Linked DNA regions of Homo sapiens: region 1 is linked to region 2. A link is an interaction called in ENCODE POLR2A ChIA-PET data of the cell type or tissue named here. Cell type or tissue: Panc1. All regions are shown on one strand. Each heading gives the region's core, and the rest is flanking DNA. Links, peaks and the distances in the headings are about the cores only.

The links. Peaks named below come from ENCODE experiments on the same cell type or tissue, not always from the same donor. Only the 100,000 strongest peaks of a DNase experiment are listed, where the experiment ranks them.
Region 1: POLR2A ChIA-PET joins it to region 2 with 13 read pairs; 1 of 35 experiments calls an interaction of 5 or more read pairs at or near these places.

Annotation. Positions count from the first base shown.
Region 1 is chr19:40,220,285-40,229,685 of GRCh38, forward strand. It overlaps CCNP (cyclin P), which reads right to left and starts at 6,405. Exons shown (of 5, transcript NM_024877.4): 1 at 6,091-6,405; 2 at 4,438-4,527; 3 at 4,204-4,359; 4 at 3,104-3,262; 5 at 1,924-3,019. The coding sequence starts at 6,357. The coding sequence ends at 2,768. RefSeq lists enhancers at 1-336, 3,535-4,734, 6,239-6,792 and a silencer at 6,093-6,212. In Panc1, for the core only: no CTCF peak of the experiment used is centred there; DNase peaks (open chromatin) are centred at 5,740 and 7,349; H3K4me3 peaks cover 1,428 bases; H3K27ac peaks cover 574 bases; H3K27me3 peaks cover 1,076 bases.
Region 2 is chr19:39,319,114-39,328,514 of GRCh38, forward strand. LRFN1 (leucine rich repeat and fibronectin type III domain containing 1) reads right to left here and starts at 1,750. Exons shown (of 5, transcript NM_020862.2): 1 at 1,680-1,750. It overlaps GMFG (glia maturation factor gamma), which reads right to left. Exons shown (of 7, transcript NM_004877.4): 7 at 9,246-9,401. The coding sequence ends at 9,364. RefSeq lists a silencer at 1,339-1,598. In Panc1, for the core only: no CTCF peak of the experiment used is centred there; a DNase peak (open chromatin) is centred at 4,058; H3K4me3 peaks cover 649 bases; H3K27me3 peaks cover 625 bases.

The DNA.
Region 1 (9,401 bases), core at 3,423-7,422, 900 kb after region 2:
CTTATTGTACTTTGCTGTAAAACGCTTTTGCTGAGTGAGTTTCTCCCTTATCCCTGGGGTCCAGCCTTGAACACCTCAGGGGTGCAAACATTTTCCTCTCTGCATCTCCAAACCCAGGCTCAGTTAGGAGTGTAAAACTCATGAATTTGAGTTCTTGAGCAGTGCACACACCTTTCCCTACCTCCGGTGTGTCTGTTTTGTAATGAAAAACACAGAGATCTGGCTGGGCGCAGTGACTCACACCTGTAATCCCAGGACTTTGGAAGGCCGGGGCAAGTGGATCACCTGAATTCAGGAGTTCGAGACCAGCCTGGGCAACATGGCAAAACCTTGTCTCTACCAAAAATACAAAAAATTAGCCAGGGGTGGTGGCGTGCACCACTTGGAAGGCTGAGGCGGGAGGATTGCTTGAACCCAAGAGGTGGAAGTTGCAGTGAGCTGAGATCACACCACTGCACTCCAACCTGAATGATGACAGAGTGAGACCCTGTCTCAAAAAAAAAAATAAAAAAAAAAGGAGATCCGTTGATTCATAACCATGTTTTCTGACGAAGTAAATGCCTAGGTACCCAGGCACAGTAGCACAGGACAACTGTACCTAAAATCACAGTCCTGCTGGGATGCAATGCTAACACTTTTACAACACCTCCTAGGTGTCAGACATTGTCATAAAGAGCTTTCCCTTTTATTTATTTTTTATTATTTATTTTGAGATGGAGTCTTGCACTGTCGCCGGGGCTGGAGTGCAATGACGTGACCTCGGCTCACGGCAACATCCACCTTCCGGGTTCAAGCGATTTTCTTGCATCAGCCTCCTGAGTAGCTCGGATTATAGAAGCCCGCCACCACACCCAGCTAATTTGTTGCATTTTTAGTAGAGACGGGGTTTCACTATGTTGACCAGGCCGGTCCCAAACTCCTGACCTCGTGATCCGCCCGCCTCGGTCTCCCAGAGTGCTGGGATTATAGACTTGAGCCATCGCACCTGGCTGCTTTACGTATATTTTAACTCACATCCTCACCACAGTGTCAGGAGGTTGGTACCATAATTATCCCCACTGACACCTGGGCACTTCCCAGGTTAAGTATATCAGACCCCATTGATAAAACTCTTACTATCCAGGACTTACTACTACAAACTGATGACCTTCGCAGAGCATCTTCCAGGCTTGGGAGAACCTATCTTCATAGCCCAGTATATGTGATGTGTTGGGCTTGTACAACCATTAAGAAATATTGAATTAGGCCGGGTACGGTGGCTCAAGCCTGTAATCCCAGCACTTTGGGAGGCCGAGGCGGGAGGATCACCTGAGGTTAGGAGTTCGAGACCAGCCTGGCCAACATGGTGAAACATGTCTCTACTAAAAATACAAAAATTAGCCGGGCGTGGTGGCAGGAGCCTGTAATCCCAGCTATTTGGGAAGCTGAGGCAAGAGAATCATTTGAACCCGGGAGGCGGAGTTTGCAGTGAGCCGAGACCGCGCCATTGCACTCCAGCAGCCTGGGCAACAAGAACGAAACTCCGTCTAAAACAACAACAAAAACAGAAAGACTGAATTAGTTGACATCTAAACGCAGATATGGAATTGCAGAATCTCAGGTTTACTTGAATAAGATCTGAAAATCCGGCAACATCGAGGTAGCATTTCTTCTGACCGGGATGGGCATTCTCAACTCCCCCACAGTCCCCATCTCTTGTGATTTTTTGCCAGTCCTTAAGGGATCCCAGTTTTATCCCGCTGAATGACTCTTGGGGAAGCCCGCCATTGCCCCCTGGTGGAGGAGTTCAGAATTTGCATTTTATCTCCCAGCAACCATTAAAGGAAGTGGTGAGCACATCCAATCAGAGGGATGCGAGGCCTAGAAAGCGACCAATCAAAAGCGAGAGGGGACCGGAATTCGACCAATGAGGGCAGAGAGCGCTCAGAATAAAATAAATTCTTTTATTGAGATGAGAGACGGACACACACTGGGAGGGTTTTGTTTTTTGTTGTTGATTTTTTTGTGACTGAGTCCCAGTACTCAGGGAGGCTCAGACTGGAGGCGGCGGAGCAGGCAGGCGGCGGCAAGGCTGGTCCCCTGGCGCTGGGGCCGCGCATACTTGAGGAAGACTGCGGCGCGACCCGGCGCGGGACCTCGGAGCGCAGCGCGGGCCATGCACGGCTCGAGGGTGCCCAGTTCCTCGGGGCTGCAGCAGGGAGATGGAGAAACTGAGGCAGGGCAAGTGGTTGGAGATGACCCATCCTTGGAACTGGAGACTGGAGGCTGAGAAGAAGCGTCGATGTGGTTCCCCACGGACGGGTCGGGGGCTCTCTTGAGATCGGGCACGCGTCCCGTCTTCAACTGGAGTGACTAGGCGAGCACCGGGGAGAGGTGGACACCCTATTCTTCCTACAGGGCGCGGCTAGTGCGGAGTCAGAACACTCGAGGAAGCAAGGAGGGGAGCTGAGGATGGGCAGCCATCCTCTCTATGCTGGGTGCACAGGCTGAGGGAAACCATGGTTCGCCCTGCCACCTGGTAGCATGGTTAGCGGCCCTAGCAGCTAAAGGAACACCCCATCCACCACCAGATACAGAGATGGAGGACTCGAGGCCTGGGTGATCCTTCGTTCTCAGCCCTGGAAGGCAATAGGAGCATCTTCTGGGCCTGGGAGACTATCTTCCACTCTGGGGCAAGGTTAAGAGACCCCAGATCTGGACTAATGGGGTCCTCCCACCCCATTCTCTCCCACACCCAGAAAAATCAAGTCTAGGTGCCACCTCCTCCTCAATAATTGTCTCTCATTCTCCGAGACCGTAAAAATGACCAGGAAGGTAAGTCCCTGAAGCTGCGGTGACCCCATACACTTCCTCCGCCAAGACTACACCTGTAAAGTTCTGGCTGGAGCCTGGAGCCCGCCCCGTCGAGCAAGCGGTGCGCCAGGCTCAGAGCCGCAGCCGCACGACGACCCGGCTCCCATCCCGCCGCCTCGGCCTCCAGCAAAGACAGCTCCAGGAAGTAGGTGGCAAGTAACATCACCTGCAAGTGAGGCGGGGCGACTGTCAGGCCACGCCCCACTTCGCGCCGGCCACGCCCCCACCCCGCGTATTCACAAGGGCTCACCTGGGGGCTGCTCCCTGCCAGCGCGGCCAGCAGCCCGAGGCACAGCAGCGGGCCGGGGTGGTGCAGCCGGAAATCCAGGCGGCTCAGGATGCGACGCTCGGCGCGCAGCAGCTCCGCCCGTGAGAAGGAGTCCGCGCTCAGGAGGCAGAGGAAGGCGGGCTGCAGATGGGGGATGCGGGGGGAGGTGAAGGAGTCTTGGATCCGGGCTCTTTACTCCCTGCCCTGGAAAGGCCCCAAGTTCCGGACCTCAGTTTCCTGGTGTGTAAAATGGGGCCATTGACTTGTGTCTGGAAGTCGTAGAGAGCACGGGCTTGAGGGTCCTGGGTTCAAGACCTAGGTTCGAGTTCAAACCCCATCATCTGCTCACTGTGTGACATAGGACATTCACTTAAGCTCTCTGCCTCAGCTACCCCCCGCCCCCCGTAAAACAGATACTACTCCCTGCTTCACCAGGCAGTTCTGATAAGGCACTGAATTCATGCATGTTGACGGTAACTATTCAAGATGGACTAGTTTATATTATTTTTATTTACTTTTCTAAATTAGAGACGAGGTCACCTTGGCTCCCCAAAGTGATTTGTTTTGTTTTTTTTTGTTGTTGTTGTTTGTTTTTTTGGAGTGCAGTAGCGCGATCTCACCTCACAGCAACCTCCGCCTCCTGGGTTCAAGCAATTATCCTACTTCAGCCTCCTGAGTAGCTGGGCCTACAGGCGTGCACCACCACACCTGGCTAATTTTTATATTTTTAGTAGAGACAGGGTTTCACCATGTTGGTCAGGCTGGTCTCAAACTCCTGATCTCAAGTGATCTGCCGGTTTCAGCCTTCCAAGGTGCTGAGATTACAGGCGTGAGCCACCACCCCCAGCCTTAAGACAGACTATTCTAGACTGAGTCCAAGTTCCAACTGCTTGATTTGGGGCAAATGTCTTCCTCTCTCTGAGCCTCGGTCTCCTCTTCTGTTTAAGGGACACATTGACAGCCCCTCCCTCATACATGTTGGGAATCCCAGACTCAGCACGGTGCTTGGCACACAGTAGTCACTGAATCAGTTACTCCCCAAAGGACTCCATCCACCCTCCCAAACCCCACCCCGGAAGTACCTCGGGAAGCACGCACTCTTCCATTTTGCACGCCACAAACAGGCAAGCCACGCCCAGCAGCTGCAGGCGATGTAGACGCACGCGGCCAGCGCTCAGGTAGGAATCAAGCAGGTGAACCGCCAGATAAAGTGTGTCACCAGCCAGACCCAGGTACTCCTGAGGAGGGGCAAGGGTGACCACGGGGTCCTGGGCGGCGACGCAAACTCAGCCCCCCACACCCTTCCAGATACCTACGTGCACCTGGACCAGCCAGTCTACCACCAGGGCGCGCATCTCCGGGGTCACAGCGCGGGGCAGGGCTCTCAGGGGCAGCACGCGGCACACCTGGGGTTGGGGCAGGGACGCTTCACTCTCCACACCTGTGCCTCTGCCTTTCTCCTGAGCTCCAGCCCTGGATGCAGCAGCCTCCTCCAGTCAGTTGGACATCTTAGGCATGCCACACCCAAACTGGCCTCCAAATGAGCTCCTCTTACGTGTCCTCACCTAGAACTCTGGGCTTCGTTCCAGATGCCTCCATACCCACCTCTCCGCCACGTGGACTCCTGGGCGTCTCCCTCTAGGTTCCCAGACTTCACTTTTTTTTTTTTTTTTTGAGACAAAGTCACTCTGTTGCCCAGGCTGGAGTGCAATGGCGCAATCTTGGCTCACTGCAACATCCGCCTCCTGGGTTCAAGCGATTCTCCCGCCTCAGCCTCCCTAGTAGCTGGGATTACAGGCATGTGGCACCATGCCCGGCTAATTTTTATATTTTTGTAGAGACGGGGTTTCACCATGTTGACCAGACTGGTCTTGAACTCCTGACCTCAGGTGATCCGCCCACCTCAGCCTCCCAAAGTGCTGGGATTACAGGTATGAGCCACTGCACCCGGCCTCAGACTTCAACTCTTGACCACGAATCCTCAACCCCTCTGCCTCAGAGCACCCAGAAGCATCTTCCCAAAGAAAGATCTGACCAAGGAACTCCCCAGCTTAAAACCCTTCCATGGCTCCCAGTACCCTTGGAGAAAACTCTGATTTCTTTCAGGCTCTGCTCCAGCATCACCTCTTCCCTCTCTCTCCCCACAACCCATGCGTCAGCCACAGCTGCCTTCTTTTTAGCTCCTAGACTATACCAAGCCCATTCCTACCCCAGGCCCTTTGCACTTCCTGTTTCCTCTACAGAGAGGGTCCTTCCCCAGCCCCTTACTCGACCTTTCCGTCATTCAGCTAACATCTCCATGACTTTGTCTATACTCCTACCACCCGATCACTATCTCTTTGTCTCAGCATTTTCACTGTGAAGATGTCTCCCTGTGTGCTTTGTCTATTTGGCCGCTAGGCTGCCAGTCCCACGAGGGCAGGGACTTCTGCCCACAACACAAGTGTCTCTCAGGTCCTAACAGAGATCCTGGCCCAGGAGAGTCGCAGGCAAGACGTTCAACAAACTCCTCCCTTCAGTCTTCCTTCCGCAGCAACCCTCTCATAGGGATATCTGAAGGCTGGCGAGGCCAATGTTTTGGTTTGCGTGGCCTTTCCCTAGTTGTTCTATGTGTTTGCTCATCTCCCCAGAACGAGGCCAGCATTGCAGCATCTCCAGCACCTAAAACATTTGCTACTAAACCATTAAATATTTGTTAAACAAATAAATGTGGAGGACAAGTACAGGGGACCATAAACACCCCAGGAGGGACTGCAAAGAGCCCGGGGACGGTGGGAAAGGGCATTCCCAGCGGTAGAAACGGCGCTGTGTGAAAACAAAACAAAAGCCTGGACGTTGCAGGGAAGGAACGCCGGCTGCCAGTGATAGGGAGGAGAGGCTGGAGCGGTGGGAGTTCAGAGTGGTGTTGAGTGGGTGCCGGGCGGTGGGCCGGCGTCGCCCTCACCAGGGCAGGCGGCGGGTAGGCTCACCATGACTTCGGCGAAGATGTCCCCGGCGTACTCGCGTTCTCCCTGCAGCCCCAGCGCGCTCAGCGCCTCCTCCAGCCCCGGCGGCCTCGCCAGGCGTCTTGGGGAGACAGTGGGGCCCGCGGGGAAGCCGTCGGGGACTGCGGCGCTTGAAGGCTCTGCGTCGAGGGAGGCAGCGAGACTCTGCAAAGGAGAGGGCCTGGGGGCCCAGCGCCTAACGATAGGCCCGAGCCGGGAGCCGGACCCCTGGTCCCTGCCTCTCACCAGCATCCTCCAGGAGGGTGTTGCGGGCGAGGCCAAGCACCGACCCTTGCAGCTAGGGGAAGAGACGCGCGGCGGGCGCTTTAAAGGCCCCTGGGCGCGTGCGCACTGAGCCCGCCTCGCCCGGGCAGGTGCACAAAGGTGAGTGCCCCGCAGGCTGGCTCTGTCCTCTCGAAGCCCTCTAAGGTCGGACAGCTGGAGACAGATCCTCATCCTGCTGCCCGGAAGCAGCCCCTCTGGGCCTCGCTTTCCTGACCATAAAGTCGGGATGATTTCAAAATGTAGAATCAGGGTTTGCACCGTCAGAGGATGGATGTACAAACATAGATCGGAGGTTAGAATGACCCTTGTGGTGTCGGTGTCGCAATGGAATTGGAGATAAAATTGTGTGAACACATGGTTGTTTACATAGAAGTTAAGTGTTGTGTGGCCGGGTGTGGTGGCTCACTCCTGTAATCCCAGCACTTTGGGAGGCCGAGGCGGGCGGATCACGAGGTCAGGAGATGGAGACCATCCTGGCTAACACTGTGAAACCCCATCTCCACTAAAAATACAAAAAGTTAGCTGGGCGTGGTGCCGGGAGCCTGTAGTCCCAGCTACTCAGGAGGCTGAGGCAGGAGAATGGCATGAACCCTGGAGGCGGAACTTGCAGTGAGCGAGATTGGGCCACTGTACTCCAGCTTGGGCGACAGAGCGAGACTCCGTCTCAAAAAAAAAAAAATTTTTTTTAAAAAGTGGTGTGTATGCAAACATGTATTTCCTAGCTTAATCCACTGGGAGAGCTTAAGAGCAGCGACACCCCAATAGTGAGAAGCACCCCTAACATCCAAACCCTGGCCGCCACATCCCATTCTCCACTAAAAGGAACCAGGGCTACCTGGAGAAATGGCTGATCCCAGGGTCATACAAGAGAAGGTACAAGATCTGGAATATTTTTGTGTGGCAGAAAGTGTCCCAACAGCAGGGCAAGTCACATAGATGCAGAAGTCACTAGCTAAATCTAGAAAATGTGAGCATCAAGATGATAGTCATAGATCACAAACCACTGAATAAAATTAAAATACAAGTTTATTCTGATATAACTCAGGCAGTGGGAAAGAAAAGCTCTTCTAATCTTTAGAAAGTGAACTAATAAATGTGTTTTGTTTTCAGACAGGGTCTCGCTCTGTCACCCAGGCTGGAGTGCAGTGGTGTGAACACGGCTCACTGCAGCCTCAACCTCCTAGGCTCAAGTGATCCTCCCATCTCAGCCTCCCAAGTAGCTAGGACTACAGGTGTGCGCCATCATGCTTGGCTAATTTTTAAATTTTTCTGTAGAGACTGGGGTATCACTTTGTTGCCTAGGCTGGTTTTGAACTCCTGGGTTCAAGGAATCCTCCCACCTTGGCTTCCCAAAGTGCTAGGATTACAGGTGTGGGCCGCCATGACTGGCCGAACTAATAATGTAGAAGGTTGGAAAATCCTATTTGGCAACCACCACAGCATCGTTTCATGCAAGAAATATCAATAGATGTTCAAACTAGTGGGTGAACATCTGATAGGAATCGGGATATCTACAAAATGTCTCTACACAAGATGTTTATTAACTGTGTAAACCAAAAGGTATCTGAGATAGGTGTCAATCAATTTAGAAAGCTTATTTTGCCAAAGTTAAGGGTGTGCGTGTGACACGGCCTCAGGAGGTATTCGGGGCACAGCTTGGTTTTATACGTTTTATGGAGACATGAGACGTCCTCAATATGTGTAAGCTGTACATTGGTTCGGTCCGGAAAGGCAAGACAACTCGAAGCAGGGGAGGGGGCTTCCAGGTCATAGACAGGAGACAAACGGCTGCATTCTTTTGAGTTTGATTAGCCTTTTACTGAATGCACAATTTACAGGAAGAGCCATCCATGCCTAGTCTGGGTCAAACAATAGGACGGAGGAAGCCATCAGATATGCATTGGTCTCATGTGAGCACAGGGATGACTTTGAACTCTGCCTGTCTTCTGTCCACAAGGAATTTCCTTGCGGGCAAATGGAGAGACGTAAGTAGCTTTAAAAAAAAATATATATATATATATATATCTTTTAGGCCAGGCGCAGTGGCTCACGCCTGTAATCCCAGCACTTTGGGAAGGTGAGGCAGGCAGATCACTTGAGGTAAGTTCGAGACCAGCCTGGCCAACATAGTGAAACCCTGTCTCTACTAAAAATACAAAAATTAGCTGGGTGTGGTGGTGGGTGCCTGTAATCTCAGCTACTGGTGAGGCTGAGACAGGAGAATCACTTGAACCCTGGAGGCAGAGGTTGCAGAGAGCCAATATCGCACCATGGCACTCCAGCCTGGGCGATAGAGTGAGACTCCGTCTTAAAAAAAAGAGAAAAAAAAAAAGTGAGGCAACCAACCCTGGTTGAGGGAAAATAACTGCAAAATAACTGCCCTGTGAGTTTCACACCTGCCAACTGAATGCAACATGTGAGCCTGGTCATTAGCTAGGAATTTTTAACATACAAGGACATTAAGCGTGACCATTAGCGAACACTATAAAATCTGTACAGAAGAGCAGTTTCAATGTTAGCTTCCTGACCTTGGTAACTGGAGAGCAGTTATGTAGCAGAATGTTCTTTAGGACAGGTATACAATGTGGAGCGGGAGGTGGAGGGGTGAATTTAACATTCTGATCCCATTTTTGTCCGTTTTAAGTAAAATGCTATGACGAACCTGGCGAAGGGTATATTTTGTAATTCTTCTACATAACTTTTTTGAATAGATTGACAGTTCCCACCTACCCCACACCCAATTTCCCCAATGAACATCTCATATTAGTGTGCCCCATTTGTCACAATCCGTTAGACCAATATTCATCTATTAAGTCCATGCTTTATTCAAGCCTTCCTTTTTCCCTACGTTCTTTTTCTATTTCAGGAAACATTACATTTAGTCACCATGACTCTTTTGGTTGATCTTGGATGTGTCACTTTCTCAGAATTTTCTGATTAACCACCTTGGCAGACAAATCCCTCAACTGAGATCTGTCTGATGTCTGCTTCCTCTCAGTGAGGTGGTGTGT
Region 2 (9,401 bases), core at 1,778-5,777:
GATACATACCCTCAAGGTTGACACACCTGCATGCAACAATACATGTACAACACTGACTCTGCCATGCAAGTTCACACACACAAATGCACAGATACAACAGAGAAACTCATGTGCCCCCTAACAGACAACCAGGTACATGCATTTACAACAGATCTACCTTGCACACTCACCAGCACACAGGGGCACACACATCTAACAAACACACACACACCTGTGCAAACATACACAAGTGCACACTCTTAAATGCCTAGACACACTCATACTTCACACATCTCCATGTTGCAAAGTTGATACAGCACCACGCTAACAGATACATACCTCACACACACACACACACACACAAAACCACAAGCATACAGATACGAGGCTGATCCACACTGGAACACGCACACAGGCACAAAAAGATCCACCTTTGCAGACACGCCAAGATGTTCACTCATAACAGACACATGCTCACACAACAGTCCTGTGATTTACACACTTCCAAATGCATAGAAAATACTGAACCACAGTAGCACAGTCAGTAGACAGGCCCAGATTCACACTCACACAGTCTTGGACACACATTCCTCCCAGCCCTGAGGCACCCCCCCACCACCCCACCTACTTACTTCCCAGGCCCAAGAAATCCTAACATCCCTGCAGCACATTCAGCATCCTGCCCTCCACACCCCCAAAAAACCAGGGCAAAAGCCAGGCCAGAGGTCAGAGTTCAGCAGGTGGAAACTCAAGAGGATTTGGGGGTTTGAGTCCTAGATCACCGTTTCAAGGAGATCCTCCCACCAGCAGCCCCAAAGGTTCCCCAGCCTGGCCATCAGGATGGAGGTAACTCTGGCTCCGTCTGCAGATGTCTGGCCGGTGGGGGAATTAGGGTGGAGTGGGTGGGGAAGGGCCGGGTCTTCGCCCCCCAACCCCCACCTCAGGGCCCATCTGTCCATTTCTCGGCCTCTCATCCCCCCTCCATCTGTCCACCTCCTGGCCGCCCATCCCCCCCCCGCAACCACCGGGAAGGGGAAGACATGGCCGCTTCCCCCAGGACCGCTAAGGACCCCCCAGTTGACATGGACCGAGGGAGCGGCGAACTCCCCTCCCCCAAATCCACACCGAGGCCTGGGCGCCGAGCCTCAGCCCCCAAGCCAGCAACCTGCCGTGGACTCACAGATACACACCCTCGGAGACATACAACCCGCAGACACACACACACACACACACACACACACACACACACAAATGGACACCCGAGCGGGCACACCCGGCTCCACAGACCCGGGGATGGACATCCAACCCGGACACAAACACCCAGAGCAGCTAGTCGCGCACGCACATGGGCTTGGGGGGGACCCACACCTGGGCACACAACCCACGCACACACACACCTGCACACAGCCCCTCCGATGGGCGCGCGACAGCGCCCAGACACACAGCCGGAGGGGCGGCCGCTCGGGGGGACACGCGTGCACAGCCGGACACGCCGGCCGGGCTCGACACCCCGCGCACACCCGATGGCCACACGGGCAGGGCGCCGCACACGCCGGCACCGGGCACACATAGGGCCGCGCGGGCGCACGCCGGGCCCGCCGCAGCGCCACGGACACACACTCGCACGCTCGCACGCTCACACCCGCGCACACACCCGCGCCCCCGCCCGCCGCTCCCGGGCCGCTGCAGGCCGCGCTCACCCAGCCCGGGGGGGCCCCGGGCCCGGCCCCGCCGCCGCTGCCTCGCTCCGCGCCATGGTGGGGGGAGGGCCGGGGGAGGGGGCGCGGTGCCGCGGGGCCGCCTCCCTCCCGCCTCCCGCCCTCCCTCCCGAGCCGCAGCCGAGCTCCGCCCTCCGCGCCGCCCGCCGCCACCGCCGCCGCAAGGGGGGAGGGGGCGCCGACTGGTGGGGGCGGCCGGGCGGGGCGGTCGCACACCCGGGATCCCCGCCCCGAACCCGCCGCAGACCCCTCTCCACTGCCGAGCCGCCGCGGGCCCGCCCCCGACCCTTCCCCAGCCCCACCCCCAGCCCCGCCGGCCTCCCCGGAGACCCCCCCAGACCACGCCCCAACTGGCCTAGGGACCCCGGATCTCCCTACAGAGACCTCCCATCACGTCCTAATACCCAGGGGGACCTCGGATCAGGCCTCACCTCTTTTGAGAACCCAGGCGATGTTCTAGGGCCACCCAGGACCACAAATCATGCCCTGCTCTCCTGCTTGACCTCAGACTATGACCCACACACTGTCAGGAACCCCAGACCATGCCCCCAAACCCAGAAGAATCCCAGATCATATCCCAGCATCCAAGGGGATCCAGACCACCCCACCAGCAACCCTAAATCATATCCCAACATTCAGATAGACCCCCAGACCACACCCCTTCCCTCACGGACCCCAAATCATACCCTAACATCGGGGGAGACTTCAGACCATATGTCAGCCAAATCCCAGATGGTGCCTGACTCCCTTTGGGGACCCAAACCACATTCTACAGCCACCAGAACCACAAATCATATTCCACTCCTTCTTGGGGACCCCCAGCCATGTCCTTCTACCCTCAAGGACCCTAACCCATTCCCTTACCCCCAGTATGAACTCCAAACCATGCCTAACTTCTAGGGGGCCCTAAAATGTCTCTTATCCCTATGGAAGACCCTTAAACTTTCCCCATGAACCCCATTAGACCCCAAACCATCTTCCACCCCTTTGACCTTACACCTTTCTCTCTCCTTCTCCTCCAAGACATCCTTTGGTTTCCAAAACTCCCCAATTAGCCCCAATTTTTTCCCACCCCCTACTAGTCCTGCCCCCTTGAGGACCCTGCCTCCTTCTTGCTCCAGTTCTTTCTCTTGGACCCTGAAAGTCCCCCCTCCCTGTGACTTCCATAGAGCCCAGAATGCCTTGCTCCTTCCTAGTTCAGACCCCTTTGCCCATCCCCTGTCCCATAGCTGAACCCCACCCCTTCCCTCAAACCCCACTGAGTATCTCAGGCCACTCTCCTTCTCTTTCTGAGATATTCACAGGGTCCCTAAACCCAGCAACTTCTCCCCTAAAAATCTGTGTTGTTTCATGCAGTGCCCCAGATTCCTGGGGTCTCAAACCCTTCTCGTTTTGGATCCCACTGTACAGAGGTCCTCCTCTAAACCCCTTTCCTAATTTTTTTTTTTTTTTAGACAAAGTCTCACTCTGTCACCCAGGCTGGAGTAGAGTGGCACGATCTCGGCTCACTGCAACCTCCACCTCCCAGGTTCAAGCAATTCTCCTGCCTCAGCCTCCCTAGTAGCTGGGATTACAGGTGTGCGCCACCACGCCCGGCTAATTTTTCTTTTCTTTTTCTTTTTTCTTTTCTTTTTTTTTTTTTTTTTGAGACAGAGTCTTGCTCTGTTGCCCAGGCTGGAGTGCACTGGCATGGTCTCCGCTCACCGCAACCTCTGCTTCCCGGGTTCAAGCAATTCTCCTGCCTCAGCCTTCCGAGTAGCTGGGACTACAGGCATGTCCCACCATGCCTGGCTACTTTTTGTATTTTTAGTGGAGACAGGGTTTTGTCATGTTGGCCAGGCTGGTCTCGAACTCTTGGCCTCAAGTGATCCGCCCGCCTCAGCCTCCCAAAGTGCTGGGATTACAGGCATGAGCCACCGCACCCAGTCTAATTTTTCTTTCTTTCTTTTTTTTTATTTGTTTGTTTTTGAGTCAGAGTCTCACTCCATCACCCAGGCAGGAGTGCACTGGTGTGATCACAGCTCACTGCAGCCTGGACCTCCTGGGCTCAAGTGTTCCTCCCATCTCAGCCTCCTCAGTAGCTGTTTTGTTTTTGGTTTTGTTTTAGTTTTTTTATAAATGGAGTCTCACTATGTTGCCCAGGCTGGTCTTGAACTCCTGACCACGGTGGTCATGAGCTACTGTGCCTGGCCTAAATTATTTACATGAAGCCCGCCCTATCCCCCAGATCAAGCTCAGCTCTGCAGATAACTCCTTCTGGTGAACCTTAACCCCAAGCGCAACTCTGAGATGTCCCTGGGGACACTCACAATCCCCCTATTCTCCAGACTCCACCCTTCATCGCCACCACCCAGGCAGCATCCCCACCTCCCACCGTGGTTGCTAGTGCTCCCTGCTGGAGCTTGGGGGTAGGAATAACAACAACAACACAAGTGAACACATATACAGCACTATTTATGTGCCAGAAATGATTCTAAGGGTTTCACATCTATCACTTCATTCAATCTACACAACAGCCAAATGAAGAGGTCCTATTACCATCCCCATTTTATGGATAAGGGAAATAGAGGCACAGAGAGGTTTGGTCACTTGCCCAAGGTCACACAGATAGTATGTGGCAGAACAGGGTAGGGGTGATGGGGAAAGAGGGTGAGGGTAGGCCTGGGCTGGACAGGAGTAGAAAAGAGAGGGAGAGAAAAAAAGATAATAATAAGAGAGACAGATGGAAGAAGAAAGAAGCTGAAACCGAGGGAGATATGCCTTATTCATAGAGCCAATCTGGCCCTGTGAGCTCTGGTCCCAGCTGACCCTATTTCCAACGACTCTCCTCTTCTGTTCCAGCTTCTTCTTCTTCTTTTTTTTTTTTTTCTTTTTTTTTTTAGAAATGGGGGTCTCACTATGTTGCCCAGGCTGGTCTGGAACTCCTGGGATCAAGTGATCCTCCCGCCTCAGCCTCCCAAAGTGCTGGGTTTACAGGCGTGCACCACCACTCCTGGCCCCTCTTTCAGTTTTAACAATGACTTTTCTTTTCTTTTTTGAGACAGGGCCTCACTCTGTCACCCAGGCTGGAGTGCAGTGGCATGATCTCGGCTTACTGCAACCTCTGCCTCCCAGGCTCAAGCGATTCTCCTACCTCAGCCTGAGTAGCTGGGACCACAGGCGCCCACCACCACACCCGGCTAATTTTTGTATTTTTAGTAGAGACAGGGTTTTGCCATGTTGGTCAAGCTGGTCTCGAACTCCTGACCTCAAGTGATCCGCCCACCTCAGTCTCCCAAAGTGCTGGGATTACAGGTGTGAGCCACCGCATCCGACCCCTTGTTCAGCTTCTACGATGACTTTCCTATTCCTCCAACACACCAGCCCACAGCAGCAGCCCCTGAGCATATGCACTCTTCTCCCCTTTCCATGGCTGCTGGTTCTTTCTTTTCATGATGGTCTTAAATGTAATCTCTTCAAAGAGACCTTCCTTTTCCATCCCCAATTTACACACACCATCCCTACCTGGGCCCCCAACCAGCAGTCTGATGTTACTTTGAAATAGAAGAAGAAGGAGAAGGAGAGAAGAAAGGAAGAAGAAGGAGGAGGAGGAGGAGGAGGAGGGGAGGAAGAGGAGGAGGAAGAAGAGAAAAGAAAAGAGAGAAGAAAAGAAAGGAAGAGGAAGAAGAAGGAGGAGGAGGAAGAAGAAAGGAGGAAGAAGAGGAGGAAGAAGAGGAAGAGGAGGAGAAGGAGGAGGAAGAAGGGTGGCTGGATGGATATATGATGAAGTAATACCTTGACGTGTCAGTGGTGGCATCTAAGTGATGGGTATATGAGTGTTCACTATAAAATTATTTCAACTCAGGCTGGGCGTGGTGGCTCACATCTGCAATCTCAGCATTTTGGGAGGCCGAGGAGGGAGGATCAGTTGAGCCCAGGAGTTCAAGACCAGCCGGGCAACATAGCGAGACCCCATCTCTAATAAACTTTTATATAAATATATATATAGATATATATATAATACACACACACACACACATATATATATAATTATTTCAACTTGGCTGCATGTTTGAAATGTTTCATAGTAAATGTTAGGGAGTGGGGAAGCAGGACTCTTCTGGCGGCAACAAACAGCCCCACCAGGTGCCACCATTTCTATCTAGCACATCACCTTATTTATTTCCCTTATAGTATTTATCACTCTCTTTATTTTTATTTTAAAAGGAAAAAAGAGATGAGGTCTTGCTGTGTTGCCCAGGTTGGTCTCGAACTCCTGGGCTCAAGCCATCCTCCTGCCTTGGCCTCCCAAAGTGCTGGGATTACAGGCGTGAACCACTGCGCCTGGCTCTTGTCACCCTCTTATTTTGTTTACTTGTTTACCTATTTATTGTTATTTATTTACTGTCTAGTCATTGAAATATAAGCCTCCCAAGGGAAGTGGCACGGACACCAACATCTTCCAGTGCCCAGAATAGTGACTGCCACCCAGGAACTCAGTAAACGTGCTTTTCTTAAAGACAGGGTCTCCCTCTGTCACCCAGGCTGGAGTGCAGTGGCGTGATCATGGCTCACTGCAGCCTCGACCTCCCCAGGCTCAGGTGATCCTCCCACTTCAGCCTCCCAACTACAGGCACGCACCCCCACACCCAGCTAATTTTTTATTTTTTGTAGAGAAGCGGTCTCATTATGTTGTCCAGGCTGGTCGCACACTCTCGGCCTCTAAGATTTCCAGCCTCGGCCCCCCAAAATGTAGGGATTACAAGGTGTGAGCCACTGCACCTAGACAACATGTGTTCTTTTTATTTTATTTTTATTTATTTATGTATTTATTTATTTTGGAGACGGAGTTTTGCTCTTGTTGTCCAGGCTGGAGTGCAATGGAGCGATCTCGGCTCACTGCAACCTCTGCCTCTCCGGCTCAAGTGAATTCTCCGGCCTCAGCCTCCCGAGTAGCTGGGATTACAGGCACGTACCACCACGCCCAGCTATTTTTTTGTATTTTTAGTAGAGATGGGGTTTCACCATGTTGACCAGGCTGGTCTCGAACTCCTGACCTTAGGTGATCCTCTGGGATTACAGGCGTGAGCCACCGTGCCTGGCCCAACATGTGTTCTCAAATGCGTCTTGGGAGAGGACTGGGGATCTAGTCTGGCTCCAGACTCAGTTCAGGGACCACAGGAAGGAATAAATAACGACCTCTTAGCCCAGGTTCCCTAGAAGAAAAGGGTATACCCAGCAGCTGGAGAATGTCCCATAAGGTAAGGGAATGTGTGAGTTGGCCTGAAAAACGGGCAACAGGTTGAACTAGACATCTTAATTGTTTCCCTGGAGCCCTAATTCCTGCCCCAAACCTAATACAGACCCTCTACCAATCCCATTCTTCTGGCCCCGCCCCAAGCCTAGGCCCCACCCCCAGACTCTTAGGCCCTGCCCCAAAGCAAAAACTCCAGCCCTTTTAAAGCTAAGCAATGCCCATTCCGGCCCTTTCAAGGTTAGGAAGTCCCCCAAGTCTAGGGCACCGACTCAAAACTTAGGGAGCTTGGATCTGTGGGCGTTTATAGGATAGGTTGGTGGAACTAGAGGAGGCGGTCCCCAGTTTGTACTGCCTCTCCAGGGAATCTCCCCAAACCCGAAGACACGTCCCATTGTGCTGACTCCTCATTGGATAGTGCAGTCTGTTCTGGCCTCTCTGATTGGTCCTTCCACAATCCCTAGCTGTACTCCCTCTGCATTGGACTGCGCCTGTGAGCCACCCTTTCTGATTGGCCCCTGCTTTCCCATGCTTTGCTCCTGATCGGGCAAGTCCTTGTGCATGGCTCTTTCTGATTGGACCGTTTGTAATCACAAGCCTGGATGAAACAGAAGTTCCACTATGGAGGGTGGGAGTACCACCAAGGAGGACGAGGAGGAGGGGGGGGAGGGGGAGGGGGAGAGGGAAGGGGAGGGGAGGGGGAGGGGAGCGGGGAGGAGGAGGAGGTTCCCTAAGTCTCTTGCCTAAGAGAGAGTGTGGCCATTGACCCCCAAGATAGCCTGGGCTTAAAGAGTTCTAACTGTACAGACCACAGGTGCCTTTGGCTTCTATGCCTCAGATTTTTATCGTCTTTAAGTTGGAGAGAATAATAGTACCTTTTTCACGAGGTATTGCAATAATTAAATAAGCTAATGCCTATAAACTGCTTATAGAAGTACCTGGTACATAGGAAGCCCTCAAGAGGAGGGTCAGCTATTAGTATTCATTTGATCATGTAAGTGCATGACCTTGGATGAGTCCCTCTGCCTCTCTGACCTCTGCAGGCCAGGAGTTCCTTGTCCATTTAATTGAATGACCCCTCTTGTCTCCAGTCCTCCTCCTCCTCCATCTCCTGCCTTCAGGGACTGGGCCTGTGATCAGAGGGAGGGACAGAGAGATAGGGACAGGAAAACAGCACTAGTGGAGGGCAGAGGAGCTCAACCTAACCCTCCAGAGAATTTAGGGCAGGGTGAATTTTCTCTATGGACCAGTGTAGAGTGATTCTATCCCGAATCCCTCATGCAAAGGACTTGCCCTGATTGGGGGTGAGCGGGCAAGAGATAGGGTAGAGTGGGGTGGTAAGGGGATGGTGTGTTAAGGCTGGGAGGGCTTGGAGCTGGGCTTTTTGGACCCTATCCCCGGAAACACCAAGGTTGGGGGAACGGGCAGCCCAGGCCCAAGGTCACTATGTCTTTGTTACCATGGCAACAGCCACCTCTCTACCGGGAACCTGAAAAGGGGTGGGGGGAGGGAGTTCCCACGTCCCTGAAACCGGGGACAGAGAGGGGAACAATTAGAAACATGGAAGAGAAGCAGAGAGACAGAAAGGGTGTGATTCATCTCTGTGAAGACCTGCCCATCTCGGAATTCTCAGAGCCCGGTACATTGTGGGTACTTAATCAATGTCCCTCAGAGACAGACGCAGAAAGCCTGAGAAAGTTCGATGTCAAGAGATGCCAGAAAAAAGAAAAGAAGAATCTTCAGATGGGGGCAAGTGTCCCTTCCCTGTCTCCTCAATCTCACACCCCTGGGAGTCCACCGAGGGCCCAGGATCGACTTCAGCTTCCCCAGCCCTGGGTGTTCAGGCCTACCTGACCGTACAAACCATCCACCCCCCAGCAGCTCCTGAGATCCTGAAGCAATTACGTTCAAACCTCTTCGGCCTTTAAATTCTTCCTATCTAAGGGCTCAGCTGAGAAAAGTCGCATTCGGTGATGCCTCCTACCCCCCAGAGGTGGGGAGTGGGGGAGGAAACGGGCACTTTGCCTCCTTTATTCTCAGGGGTCCTTGTTCCCCTTGGGAGTGACCGCTCTGTAGATCCAGATATTTCCCCAATACCTCCAGGAGACCCAGGCCTCGCCCATCCGTCCCCCACCCCCCAAGGAAATCCTTCAGGCCCTTCCCTTTCTTTCTAAGAAAGAGGTATCCTCCTTCCCTCCCGGGACCCAGCTCGCATTCCTCTAGGTCAGCCCGCCCCCTGCTGGCCCAAGCCTCGTACTGCAGGAACCGTCGGCTAGAGCCCAGAAGAGGCAGAAACTGAGTCCAAACTGAGGATCTCCGAGTTTTTGCATTTTAAAATTTATTTAAAGTCTTGGTTGTTCAGGTCCTAGGGGTTCCAAGTCCCCAGTCACCTTGAGGACTCAGACATCAGGAATTCAGTCCCCAGCCCAGAGATCAACGAAAGAAAGACAACTTTTCTTGGAGCCAGGCCT